Linked DNA regions of Homo sapiens: all the other regions are linked to region 4. A link is a contact called in ENCODE Hi-C data. All regions are on one chromosome and are shown on one strand. Each heading gives the region's core, a stretch centred on a gene start or an enhancer-like site at or near the end of the contact. The rest is flanking DNA. Distances are from core to core; before and after follow the strand shown.

What was found. A loop is a pair of places that touch in the nucleus more often than their neighbours do. Pooled maps may share reads with other maps.
Region 1: a loop to region 4 is called in a map with no recorded cell type, with 2.6 times the contacts of the local background. The contact joins the enhancer-like site here to the promoter of LINC01259 in region 4. A Hi-C loop is called at or near these places in 5 of 37 single-sample maps with no recorded cell type and 3 of 50 pooled maps.
Region 2: a pooled map shows a loop between it and region 4 (3-fold over the local background). The contact joins the promoter of TMEM156 here to the promoter of LINC01259 in region 4. A Hi-C loop is called at or near these places in 1 of 168 maps with a recorded cell type or tissue (CD4-positive, alpha-beta memory T cell), 1 of 37 single-sample maps with no recorded cell type and 4 of 50 pooled maps.
Region 3: a loop to region 4 is called in a pooled map, with 2.5 times the contacts of the local background. The contact joins the promoter of PGM2 here to the promoter of LINC01259 in region 4. A Hi-C loop is called at or near these places in 4 of 50 pooled maps.

What each region holds. Positions count from the first base shown.
Region 1 is chr4:37,969,576-37,972,863 of GRCh38, reverse strand. All of the region lies in intron 2 of TBC1D1 (TBC1 domain family member 1), which reads right to left. Among named protein-coding and RNA genes, the nearest start is that of PTTG2, 11 kb to the right of the region's middle. Within about 2 kb of position 1,948, at least 8 of the 41 ENCODE cell types and tissues checked have a DNase peak (open chromatin) inside an H3K27ac peak, as active enhancers do.
Region 2 is chr4:39,031,117-39,034,412 of GRCh38, reverse strand. It overlaps TMEM156 (transmembrane protein 156), which reads left to right and starts at 2,004. Exons shown (of 7, transcript NM_024943.3): 1 at 2,004-2,187. The coding sequence starts at 2,100.
Region 3 is chr4:37,825,233-37,828,629 of GRCh38, reverse strand. It overlaps PGM2 (phosphoglucomutase 2), which reads right to left and starts at 1,944. Exons shown (of 14, transcript NM_018290.4): 1 at 1,817-1,944. The coding sequence starts at 1,897. RefSeq lists enhancers at 1,272-1,771, 1,772-2,273, 3,306-3,397 and a silencer at 1,762-2,061.
Region 4 is chr4:38,508,362-38,511,542 of GRCh38, reverse strand. It overlaps LINC01259 (long intergenic non-protein coding RNA 1259), which reads right to left and starts at 1,776. Exons shown (of 3, transcript NR_149076.1): 1 at 1,596-1,776. The region is part of intron 1 of LINC01258 (long intergenic non-protein coding RNA 1258); the gene reads left to right.

The DNA.
Region 1 (3,288 bases), core at 699-3,198, 540 kb after region 4:
GTGGTGCGATCTCAGCTCACTGCAACCTCCGCCTCCCAGGTTCAAACAATTCTTCTGCCTCAGCCTCCTGAGTAGCTGGGATTACAGGCATGCACCACCACGCACGGCTAATTTTGTATTTTTAGTAGAGACGGGGTTTCTCCATGTTGAGGCTGGTCTCGAACTCCTGACCTCAGGTGACCCGCCCGCCTCGGCTTCCCAAAGTGCTGGGATTACAGGCATGAGCCACTGCGCCTGGCCTATTCAAATACACTATTTTCTGTAAAATACTACTCTCCCACCCATCTGAAAAATATATCCTTCCCACAAGGAACTGCATATGCTACCCTGAAAGGATTGTACGTATACTGGGCATCAGTAATCTTTTTTTTTTTTTTTTTTTGAAACGGCGTTTCCCTTTTGTTGCCCAGGCTGGAGTGCAATGGCACGATCTCAGCTAACCACAACCTCCGCCTCCTGGGTTCAAGTGATTCTCATGCCTCAGCCTCCTGAGTAGTTGAGATTATAGGCATGCACTGTCACACCTGGCTAATTTTGTATTTTTAGTAGAGACAGGGCTTCTCCATGTTGGTCAGGCTACTCTCAAACTCCCTACCTCAGGTGATCCACCCGCCTCAGCCTCCCAAAGTGCGAGATGACAGGCATGAACCACCGCACCCAGCCAGGCATCAGTAATTTTTAACATCTCCAAGGTGTTTCTCTCATGCAGTCAGAATTGAGAACCTCTGCAGACAGAATAGTCATTGCTCAAAGACACTGATAGTTTCCAGCCCTGATTGTCTATCAGAGTCACCTGTAATGGGAAGGTGGCCAAGTGAGAGAGAGAGTAGAGGGTCTCAGATGATTGGGCTGTTTTGGAGCAAAGGTCAAATTCTCAGAGACCTCAAAGAGCAAGCAGGTCATATAAATGTGTGAAGAGGGCAAGGTGTGAGAGGATAAAGAATGAAGTAACTACAGCATCTTAGAGAATGCATTCTCAATTATTAAAACACTCCACCTAGCCAAGTCAAATGTGTCAGCCCACTGAATTCAGCCACAGAGGTCATTATTGGTGTTGACCCATAATGTTGACTCTGGGTTTACTTAAAGCTTAGAAATATATTCTAGCAAGTGATTCTGATTATCAGCCAGGATCAAGAACCACTCTTACAGTTTTAGATCCTTTACTTTAAAATATATATATATAGTTGCTCTGTGGAAAGCAATAGGCTATCCAAATAGGACTGCAGAGATCTAAACACGATAGTATCTGATATGGTTTGGCTGTGTCCCCACCCAAATCTCATCTTGAATTGTAGCTCCCATAATTCCCATGAGTTGTGGGAGGGACACAGTGGGAGATAACTGAATCATGGGGGTGATTTCCCTCATCCTGTTCTCATGGTAGTGAATGAGTCTCATGAGATCTGATGGTTTTATAAGGCAAAACCCTTTTTGTTCGGCTCTCAATTCTTCTCCTGTCTGTTGCCGTGTAAGATGTGACTTGCTCCTTCTTGCCTTCTACCATGATTTTGAGGCCTCCCCAGCCACGTGGAATTGTGAGTCAATAAACCGCTTTCCTTTATAATTACCCAGTCTTAGGTATGTCTTTATTAACAGCATAAGAATAGACTAATACAGTATCCCTACAGAAATCTCAAATTGTTGTCTAAGTAACTTTAAAAGGATGCTTTAATGTCTCACCATCTCAGCACTCCTGAGACATTAACGGAGGACTTGAAAGGCAGGGGGGCCGGTCTGGGAACTGGAAGAGTTGCTTCCCTACTAAGCCTGACCATATCCCCACCAAAACAAACCCTGACACTCCTGCCCCAGCTCTTCTGCCAATTTCTTCTTTTGAGGAGGAACAAGAAGCAAGGGCGGCAAAACCTCCTGTAAGTTTAGGAGGTGATGCCAGGCAGGCTGCCCTCTAGTGGGGGGGGCCAGTGAGGCAGGGACACATGCAAAAGAATGACCTCACTCTGCCAGCTTGCTCCTCCCCACCCTAAGACCTGGTTAAAAATAGAGCCATTGTAATACAAACTCTACAAGGAAGTTCAACTGGGTTTCAAGTGAATCAGAACCACTTGGCAATGGATCAGGAATTCAGTTCACAAATATGAATATTCATTAGCACCTATTTTGGAAAGCCACAGAAGTCCTTGCAGGAAATAGCAAAATGGAGTCAGACCAGAATCCTGCCCTCAAGGGGCATAGAGGGTAGCAGGGAAGCTCAGGCAGGGAAAAGAGTGACAAAAGCCTGAAGTTATTTTCCCTCAAAGTCCAGGTGAAGCTTCGATGAGTTCCCAGAGGAAGGAAAATAACTTCAGGCTGCAAAGGAAAACCCAGCTTCCTGGCTGGTTTCAGGCCATTTACAGAAGGTGGAGAGGGAATGGGCTTTCCAGGAAGAAGGATCCGCATGGAGAAAGGCTTAGAAGATTAACGTTCTCTGGAAATCAGGCCTTGCATAGGAGGAGATAGGACAGAAATCAGAGCTTCATAGTGGAGAGGGAATGTTAGTGTAAGTTTGATGATATGCAATCATCTCTTACAAACAGAAAAATTTGTTTCCAAAGAAACCCATATTTGCCAAGGATAATACCAAATCCTGAAAATCTAATACTAAAAATCCCTCTGCATAAATTGAAAACATATATGCCCATGTAAAAATGTGTCCATGAATGTGCACAGCAGCACAACTCCCAAGAGTGGAAACAACCCAGCTGCCCTTCAACTGATGAATGGATCAACAAGATATGGTATATCCACACAATGGAATATTATTTGGCTATAAAAAGTAATGAAGTACTGATACATGCCACAGCACTGATGGACCTTGAAAGCACTATGCCAATTGAAATAAGCCAGTTACAAAAGACTGCATACTGTATGATTCTATTTATATGAAATATCCAGAACAGGCAAATCCATAGAGACAGAAAATAGACTAGTAGTTACCGGGGGCTGGAGAGAGGAGAAAATAGGGAGAGACTGCTAATGGGTGCAGGGTTTCTTTTTGCAGTGATGACAATGTTTTGGAATTAGATGGTGATGATGGTTACATTAATATACTAAATACCAAAATTTGTGGATTTACTAAATACCAAAATGTTACAGAATGTAAATTACATCTTAATTTTGGTAAATCCCGCTGTGTGATGATGATTGAATGACTTTAGGTAAGTTAAGTCACTGGGCCTTTGTAATAATGGATCCCACACTTAAAAGGGATAGTTTTGGCTGGGTGTGGTGACTCATGCCTGTAATCCCAGCACTTTTTGGGAGGCTGAGGCAGTGGATCACCCGAGG
Region 2 (3,296 bases), core at 755-3,254, 520 kb before region 4:
AGAAGTTAAATTTAAACTATCCTTTTTAAGGCTGCTATTTATAATTTTCTAAAAAGTATATTGCTTTTGCTTTCCTAGGGTAGAGCACCTCCTTGATATAAAAGATCCTCTCAATTTTAAACATTTGTATCTAACACAGAATGCATAATTATTTAATTAAGACGTTTGGTCTTGATTAGAAATAGAAACACATTAAAGTATTTTTGAGAACCTGGATCTCAGATATGAAATATAAGACTTAGGAAAGTTAAACACTAGCGTAGTAGCAACAACCTCTTGTGTTTGAGATTCGTTAATCTCTTATTCCTTCATTGAAATAGGAAGGAGAAGCTTGCAGTGGGTAAGTAATTGCAGATTTGTAGCCATTTCTAGCAGTTCCTAGAATCCCCTTTATAATCTAATATTTGTGTTTTTAAAAAATAATCTAATATTTGTAAAAGTGCTTTGGAAATTGTAAAACAAAACTATGGAGATGTGGGCCATTAGTATTATCATCAACCCTAACAGGATGTTAGAGAGTCAGATGTTGCCACTTCAAGGGAGATGACCGAGTTTTGGTGCATTTCAGGAAGCCAAAATCAGGCTGCAAGTAAACTTTGTATTTAAGAATAAATGAGACCGGGCTTGGTGGCTCACGCCTGTAACTGCAGCACTTTGGGAGGCTGAGGTGGGCAGATCACGAGGTCAATAGATCGAGACCATCCTGGCTAACATGGTGAAACCCCGTCTCTACTAAAAATACAAAACATTAGCTGGGCGTGGTGGTGCATGCCTGTAGTCTCAGCTACTCAGGAGGCTGAGGCAGGAGGATCACTTGGATCTGGGAGGCAGAGGTTGCAGTGAGCCAAGATTGCACCACTGCACTCCAGCCTGGAGACAGATTGAGACTCCGTTTCAAAAAACAAAAAACAAAAACAAAAGAATAAATGATTAAATTGATAAACTATACATTATTTCGTGTAATATTAGAAATACAATGAAGAACTGTGTTTCTCTGCATAAAACTTTTAGGTACGTGTTTTATACTCTGTTACAAAATAGTTGGGTGGAAAAACTCCCACCATATACAAAATGAAAAGGCAAATGACAACCTGGGAAAAATGTTTGCAAAACATATGCAAAGATTTCATATTCCCAATAGAGAAAAAAGTCTTATAGATCAACAGGAAGGATATAAATGCTGCAATAAAAGACATGAACATGCAATTAACAAAAGAAATTCAAATTGCCAGCAAATATTAAAAATCTTTAGAATTACTGTCAACCAAACAAATGCAAATTAAACAATACTTTTTTTTCCTTTTAAATTGGCAATGGTTAAAATGTTTCTATCTTCTAGATGTACTATTTTCTGAACACCAGAATTCAGCACAGCACCTGGCACCAAACAGGATCGACAATCATTTAATAAGTAAATGAATGAGTCATGTGCATGCAACCTAGACATGACTGACATTCACCCTTTTATTTCTTTCTCTCTTGAGAAGGGATCTCACTCTGTCACCCAGGCTGGAGTGCAGTGGCCTGTCATGGCTCACTGCAGTCTCAAATTTCTGGGTTCAAGTGATCCTCAGCTTCCTGAGTAGCTGGGACTACAGGAGTGCACCACCACACCTAGCTATATTAAAATTATTTTTGTAGAGAGGAGGGCTTGCTCTATTGACCAGTCTGGACTCAAACTCCTGAACTCAAGTGATCCTTCTGCCTTGGCCTCCCAAAGTGCTGGGATTACAGATGTGAGCCACTTCGCCCAGCCCACCGTTTTATTTTTGTGAGTATACTGTGGGTTTATATTTATAAATTGGGTGGGGAGAAGATCCCCTTGCTTCTTGAGATCATTTATTTACCTTTCTTGCTTAGAAAGACAAATAAATGGTCTGAAAGTGCTTATTTGGGGGGTAGTTTTTTTTTTTAATGGGAAGTGACTCAAAAGTGAAGTCTCAGTTCAAGACCTTTTTTTTTTTTTAAGTCTTACTCAAAAGGAAGTGAGTATGAGGTGAACTGCATTAACCTAAAGTGCTGCAGAGATAAACTTAAAGCAGGAAGCAACATACCATGAATGTACTGCAAGGGAACACATTTGTGTCATGTGAAGAGACATGACAAAAACAGCCCTCCTTAAATTATTTGTGGCAATAGTGATCACATTCATTTTAATTTTGCCGGAATATTTCAAGACACCGAAAGGTGAGTATATAATTGTAATCTAGCTTTCCTTTCTTAATTTAAAAAAATTAGTGTCAGCTAGTGGTTACAGAAAAGATCCTCTTTTTGGACACATGCTGCATAGGCTGAAGTTCTAGATCTGAAAAACTAATAAAACAAGATTGCAATTTTAGTTGACTGTTATATAGTACAGTAACCTAATTCATAGTACTTAATTATCATAGCATACCTAAAAATGAAAATATTTAAAATCTGTAGTCTAGATTTCAGACATTGAGATTACAATAATTGCATCATGATTTTGCTCTTTGAAACACTTTCTTCAAAGCAGTTTTTTTTTATTTTTTTATTTTTTATTTTTTTTTTTTGAGATGGAGTCTCTGTCGCTCAGGCTGGAGTGCAATGGCCTAATCTTGGCTCACTGCAACCTCTGCCTGCCGGATTCAAGCAATTCTCCTGCCTCAGCCTCCGAGTAGCTGGGATTACAGGCGCCCACCACCATGCCTGGCTAATTTTTGTATTTTTAGTAGAGACACGGTTTCACCATGTTGGCCAAACTGGTCTTGAACTCCTGACCTTGTGATCCACCCACCTCGGCCTCCCAAAATGCTGAGATTACAGGCTTGTGCCACTGTGCCTGGCCCAAAGCAGCTTTAAGTATGCTTTTTACATTTTGGAATTCTTTAATGAAGAAAGTGATATTTATTGTGTTAAAAATGCTAGAATTCCCTTTACTACAACTATTTCACACAGATAACTTACCGTCACCTTTTGACAAGAAAAAGCGTTTATATATTTTGAAAATACAATCAAAATAAGGTGAGTGGAAATTTAAACAGATGTATGTGTATGTATTTGTAACTGGAGAAAAATGGAACAAAATTAACTTTGTGAACGTTTCAGAAAATTGTGATATAATTGCTGAAACCTAGATTAGGAAAATAAATAGGTATAAATTTAAACTATTTTGATGTTAGCAAAGGACTTGAAAATTTATTAATGTGAGGTTCAAATGGTAATTGTGCTCCCTAGCATTTAATAAGAAGAAAAGGTGAAAAGAAAAGGCTGTATTCTATCATTAAATAGTCTTTATATGAATTTGATTAAAATCAGAGAAAAACTCATATTTG
Region 3 (3,397 bases), core at 695-3,194, 680 kb after region 4:
AGAATGACAAGTCAAGAGTACAGCAGGATCAGAATCAGCCCTGGCAGTGAGCAAAACTGACAGCAGAGAAAAGAGCAGGGATGAAGGCACGGTGGAAAGACAGAGGGCACCTGCCAGGGCGCCTTGCCAGTCGCCGGGGGTAGTCTGACTAGAGGGCTGCAATGCTTTTAGCTGGTGGGAGGTTCACTGGAGAATGAATGGGCTTCTTCTCAGGTGCCAGTCTCAAAGCAAAGAAGAAATTAACAGAGGATAGAACATGAGAAGTGATTAAAAAAAAAAAAGGACATCTCATCTCTACCCAGAGAAATACAATTTTTCTATACACAGATGCAACACTGTGTAGAAATTAGATTGTTTTCTTCTTCTTCTTAGAGAAAGTGCATTATGAACTCTGACTTCAAAAGAATTCTGTACTCTGCAAGCTACAAGTTATCAGAAATGGAAACATTTTTCTTCCCTTGTGAATCACAAGGTTATCTTCCCAGGAAAAGAAAAACGCCCCCAAGGAGTTGCCAATAGCATCCTGGAAATGGGATTTGCTGACATTTTATTTGTAGGGGCCAGAGAATGGTAAATAAAGACAAAGACCTGACCCCTACTGACCTTGTAATCTTCTTTGTTCATTCAAGTATTTCAGTGACCTACTATGTGTCATGCACTATGCCTATGCCAGGCACTACAAACCAAGGTAGTGAGAATAGAGAGGCCTGGCCACATAATTTATGGAGGTCCAGTGCACAATGAAAGTGGGTGACCTCTTGTTTTACCAGTAAGACTTTCAAGACAGGACAGCAGGACATTAAAACAACAGTGGGCCCTTCAAGGAGCGCGAGTCCTGTGAGACTGCAGGGGTCTCTCGCCCCTGAAGTCGGCCCTGGAGACAGACATTAAACAAACCTACAAACAAGTGTTTTTGGAGTTTTTTGTTTTTACCATTTGTAGTAAGAGCTATAAAGGAAAATAACAGACTGTTTAGAGTGAATATTAGGGATAAATAATTTAACGCTTCGGAGCCAAGGAAGGACTGACTCTCTACGTAAGCCACATTTAAGTTCAGGCACAAAATATGAGTCACAACGGGAGAAACAAGTTCAGCAGGAGAGCAGCGAGGGACATTCCGAGAAAACCTAACAGCAAGCAGAACAGGTCGAAAGGGCGAGACGCAAGTTTATAGAGAGGAGAGGGAGTGATGTCCAGAGCTGGGTTCCTGATTCTAAGAAACGGAATGAAGAGAGAGAAAACCGTGCTGTGTCCCAGGTGTGCCTCCCTGGCAGTCAAAGTTCTAAGGGGGACTCCTGAAGCCAGGCGGGCCCACCCGGGAGGACAACCCACGTTTGTAACCAAGCCCTCGGGATGGGAGGACCGGACCAGAACGCTGCTCTGCAAAGGTCTCAGCGGCCAAAGGAATACGCGGGACGGAGCGATTCTGGGTCCATGGGGATGCACAGCCGACTACCGACGACGAGCCAGCGGTCTGAGTGACAGTAAGGCGTGCGCCCCTCAACTAGACAGCGTCCAGGGTCTGGCCGCGCTTACACCACCCTGGCTCGCTCCTCTACTCCGAACTTGCAGTCCGGCCGGCCGGATGGCTGGTTTCGTCCGGGGACAAGCCTTCCCGGCCTAACTCTGAACGTGCCGCATGCCGGCCAGGTCGAAGGAAGCCTAGCAGCGGCCGTACGCTCCTGGGTCTTCCCGGGGGAGAAGCGGGATGCACTGGGCGGGAAGGCAGCTCAGGCAGAGCAAGCAGCGCCGCGCCTGGAGAGGGCAGAGCACCCGGCCCCGCTCCAGGCGCTCCCCGCCTGCTGGTGCCCCTCACCTTGTCCCAGCGCAGCCACTGGGCGGTCTCCTGGTCCAGCCGGGCGTCCTCGCCTAGACCGCTGCCTTCTGGAGCCGCCATCGCTGAGCTTGTGCTACCGCTGCAGAGGGAAGCAGGCGGTGAGATCTGCCTTCCGGCCCGGCCCCAAGACGTGGAGGCGGAGGCGGGGGCGGGGAGAGCCGCGGCGGAGCCAGTCGGTCCGGGGGAAAGTGACGCGCGCCGCGGCGGGCACGCCTCCTTGCCGTTTGCGGGTGCGCTGCAGGGGGTGGGAGTGAGCGAGGAGGAATTGCGGGGCTAGGGTGGGTTGCTGGAACCTGGCACGTGTGAGAAGGGTTTGCCATCGTCTCTGATGCATCCAGGCTACAGCCAGCCGTGAGTTCCTGCTGCGCGCCAGGCACATGTCAGATGCTGGGATACCAGGAAGTGCACCCAGATAGGGGCCTGAAGACTATGTAGAAACTCAGAGGGTCAAGAACAGCCAGAAAAAAATCTTGAAAAAGAAAAGCAAAGTAGGAAGACCAGTGGAACATAAGATAGAGACCAGAAACAAAAATACACGTGTATGGACAATTTATTTCAGAGGCGGGGCTGCAGAGCACAGGAAGGAACTATTTTTGGTTAATGGTGCTCGGTCAAAGGGATATCCACGTAGGGAAAAGAAAAAAGGGAACTTGGCCCCCTACCTCCCATCACACACAGCTCTGAACTCCAGATCAATTGTATCTCTAAGTGCGAAAGGTAGTGTAGCAGGAGGAGCCGCAGACAAAACTCCTCAGACACCGGATTAAAGAAGGAAGAGGTTTTTATTCGGCCGGGAGCGTCGGCAGACTCGCGTCTTAAGAGCCGAGCTCCCTGAAAAAGAAATTCCTAGCCATTTTAAGGGCTTACAACGCTAAGGGGTCTGTCTACGTGAAAGGGTCATGATAGATCAAGTAAGCGTGAGGAACGTGACTGGGGGCTACATACATCAGCTAACAGAACAAGAAGTTTTACAGTGCTTTCTCATACGATGTCTGGAATTTACGGATAACGCCAGTAGTTTTGGTCAGGGGTTAATATTATTATTATTATTTTAACCACCAGGGCCAGGTGGTGGCGCCAAGGTCGTCTAGCTATTTATCTTACTTCTGTTTTTTTCCAACTTTTTGCTTTCTCTCTTTTCTCCTGTCTTATAAACTAGGGAAAAGGGGAGGTGGGGGAGAAGCTGGGAAGGACAGCAGAAATGGTGGTCTCTTTCCATAGTAGCGTGAAACTTAGGGAAACTAACATAGGAGCACATCTTCCTGACGCTGGTATCACCAAGCCATAAAGAAGATGCATACCCATAAGCATAAAAAAGCACGGGCAAGAATATTTCTAGCAGCATTATTTGTAAAAGCCTCAAACTGGAAACAACCCAGATGACCATCGACAATACAATGGATAAATACTTGGTAGTATATCCATACCAATTCATATAAATAAATCATGGCACATTGATAGAGCAATGCAGGTGAACTACTGTTATACACAACATCATGAATGAATCTCACAAACACTGAGTGACAGAGTTCAAACACCCACCCCCATACCCCGTCACCC
Region 4 (3,181 bases), core at 527-3,026:
ACAAAAATTAGCTGGGTGTGGTGGCACGTGCCTGTAATCCCAGCTATTTGGGAGGCTGAGGCAGGAGAATCACTTGAACCCAGGAGGTGGAGGTTGCAGTGAGCTGAGATCGCGCTACTGCACTCCAGCCTGGCGACAGAACTAGACTCCATCTAAAAAGAAAAGAAAAGAAGTAATTAAATGAAAATGAGATCATTAGGGTAGTGTCCTTATAAGAAGAGGAAATTTGGGCACAGACACAGACATGTCTTCCTTCCACACAGAAGGAAGACCATGTGAGGACACAGGGAGAAGACAGCTATCTGCAAGCCAAAGAGAGGGGTGTCAGAAGAAATCAGCCCTCTTGACATCTTAATCTTGGACTTCCAGCCTCCAGAATTGTGAGAAGAATAAATTTCTATGGTTTGAGCCACCCAGTCTGTGGTACTTAGTTACGAGGCAACCTTAGCAAACGAACACACAGGACAAGAGAATATGGTTGGCTCAGCTTCTGACAGCATTTGGTGTATTTTCTTTGCCCTTGCATTTTCATTTGTCTGTCATGAGCTCCAAATGAGCTGCATACTTCATAGATTGATCTATTTAATTTTTAGGATTCTGTCAATGTTAAAAAATGGAGAAAGTGGATTTCCTTCCACAAAGTGGATCCCTGTGATTTGTGTAATCCATGTGTAGCTCCACTGTGGCAGCCTTGAAGCCCACAGGGCTCAGCCTCCCATTTTCTCCTCCAGCCAAAGGAACCTTCTAGACTTTCCTGAGGCTTGTAAGAGGCAGATGGCACAGGGTGGCTCCATCATGTACCAGACAGTGAGCAACTTAACCAATAACCCTTTAAGATTTCCGTTCCCTTTGAGTCTCCTTACCTTGGTCTTCCTTTCAACCTTTTCCTCCACAGTCAAGGAGAATCTAGGAGCCTTCCCGGTTGCTGGTGAAGCCTAAATTTTTCTTCTTGCTATTTTGCTATAAACACTCCCCTAGGCCTGATTTTCAAAATTGTATTTACCCAGCTTATGACTCTCTACAAGTTCCTCAAGTCTGACACAGAGGGTCTTTGACCCCTCTGTTGATGTGTGGTCAGGAGCTTGCCACATGGATCCCAGCATCTCCCCACACCACCATATGCCTGTGTGAGGGCTGGCTGGCGTTCGACCACAGAGAGGCTTTGTGACTTTGAGGCCTGGTATAATTCCTAAGACCAAAACATTGCAAACATTCCACTGATTTGTTGCTTCTTCACCCCTGGGCCTGGCCCACTCTGTAGCATTTCTGCTGCTTAGTCTACTCACAACACAAGGCTGCCTAAGTAGTCCTCACCTTGGTAGTACTCACCCCTTCCCTAAGTGTCTACAGCTTCGGGCAGTGCTGGCTGCACTGTAAGCCCCACAGAAGGACTCCAGGCTCCAGGTCAACCTGCAGCAGCAGATGAGGCTGGAGCCAGGGAGTGAAATTCACTCAGGCCTCTCTGCAGTGGTCCTGTTTCCCCTTCCAGGAAATAATCCAGTTTCTCAAGAGCTTAAGTGTCTCCATCAAAACTAGCTCAAACACCATCTTCCTGTGGTTTTATGAGGGAGTTTCTTGGAGAAACTGCTCCTAACCTTATATCCTTGAGCACTTCTCATCCAGTTCCAGATGACCTTCAGAAGGTGGTCCCACAAAAGCCAGGGCCATCTCACAGCTCGCCTCTGCCAGGGTGGTAGATTTGAGGACCTCCATGGTGGTGCCAGGTTGGCCTCCTCCCTCTCTGGCAGTCATGATGAAGGCATTCACCTGTCTTGTGTCTGAGCTGAAAGTGGCTCCTCTGCCTTAAACATCCTGGGTGGGACTCAGAACCATAGCCCGATATGGTTGACTTCTCACAGGAAGCCTCTAGTTTCACCCCACAACAACCACAAAATAGGAGTCTACCTTTTCATATCTCCAAAACAAAGTCCACCTCGTAGAGTGCATCGAGTAATGTAGACATTTAACGAGGAGAAGGAGAAAAGGGCTTACATCGCACTCTCTATTCAACACTTTGGTTTTCCACACTTCCTACCAGTTAAATTTCTTCTTCAGCCATCACCTGCTTGGTCTTCCTTCCTCCAGCGTTCCTTCTCCTCTCTGAACCCTTTCTTAGAATGTGTGTGGTCTGCAGATGTTTAATGTAGTTAGTATTTCACGCATGTTAATAAGGTCAAATTGGTTGGTAGTGCTGTTCAAATCTTCTATAGCCTTTCTGATTTTTCATTGTCTACCAGTTTTATCTAGAAGTGTTAAATCTCCAACTATGACTGTGATTAATCAATTTCTGCCTTTACGGATGATTGGGACTCATCAATGTTTTCTCCATGTATTTTGATGCTTTGTGATTAGGTTGCATACATGTTCAAGATGTTAGACCTTCTTGGTTAATGAATTATTTGATTATTATGAAATGTCTCTCTTCATCTCTGGTATTACTCTTTGCCTTGGAGTCTACCTTGATATGAATATAGCAAGCCAGCTTTCTTATAACTATCTTTTGCATGTGCTCTTTTACTTTATATGTCACAAGTCTGAGTCTTTATACTTAAAATATTTATCTTGTAAACAGTATACAGGTGGGCTCTGCTGTGTTATCCAGATTGACTATTTCTGCCTTTTACTTGAATTGTTTAATCTATTTACATTTAACCTAATTATTGATAGTTTGGGTTTCAGTCTGTCATCCTAATATTTGTCTCCTTTGTTCTTTGTTGTCTTTATTTCCTGCCTTCTTTTGAGTGAACCAACTATTTTTTAACTGATCGTTTCCTTTCCTTTATTATATTTTTGTTTTACTCATATCTTTGTGCTATTTTTTGGTGGTTGCTCTAGGATTTAGACATCCATCTTTAAGTTGTTATGGTCTACATTCAAATATTCTGTTACTTCTCAAACAATGCACGGATTTTACCATCATGTACTTCCATTTAGCACCTCTCCTATGAGGGGCACCACCTTCTGTCATGCTGATCGTGTGTGTGTGTGTGTGTGTGTGTGTGTGTGTGTGTGTTTTGGGGTGAGGTCAATCTCATGTGTAGTTGTTCTAGGTCTGGGTTCGTTTGTAACTTCAGTTAGATATAAGTCACCACTGGCCTCCGATATCATTAAGACAATATGAGGACTTCCCCTTCAGCAGATCTCTAAGTGCCAATGAGACTCCAGGGATCCCTTTATGCTC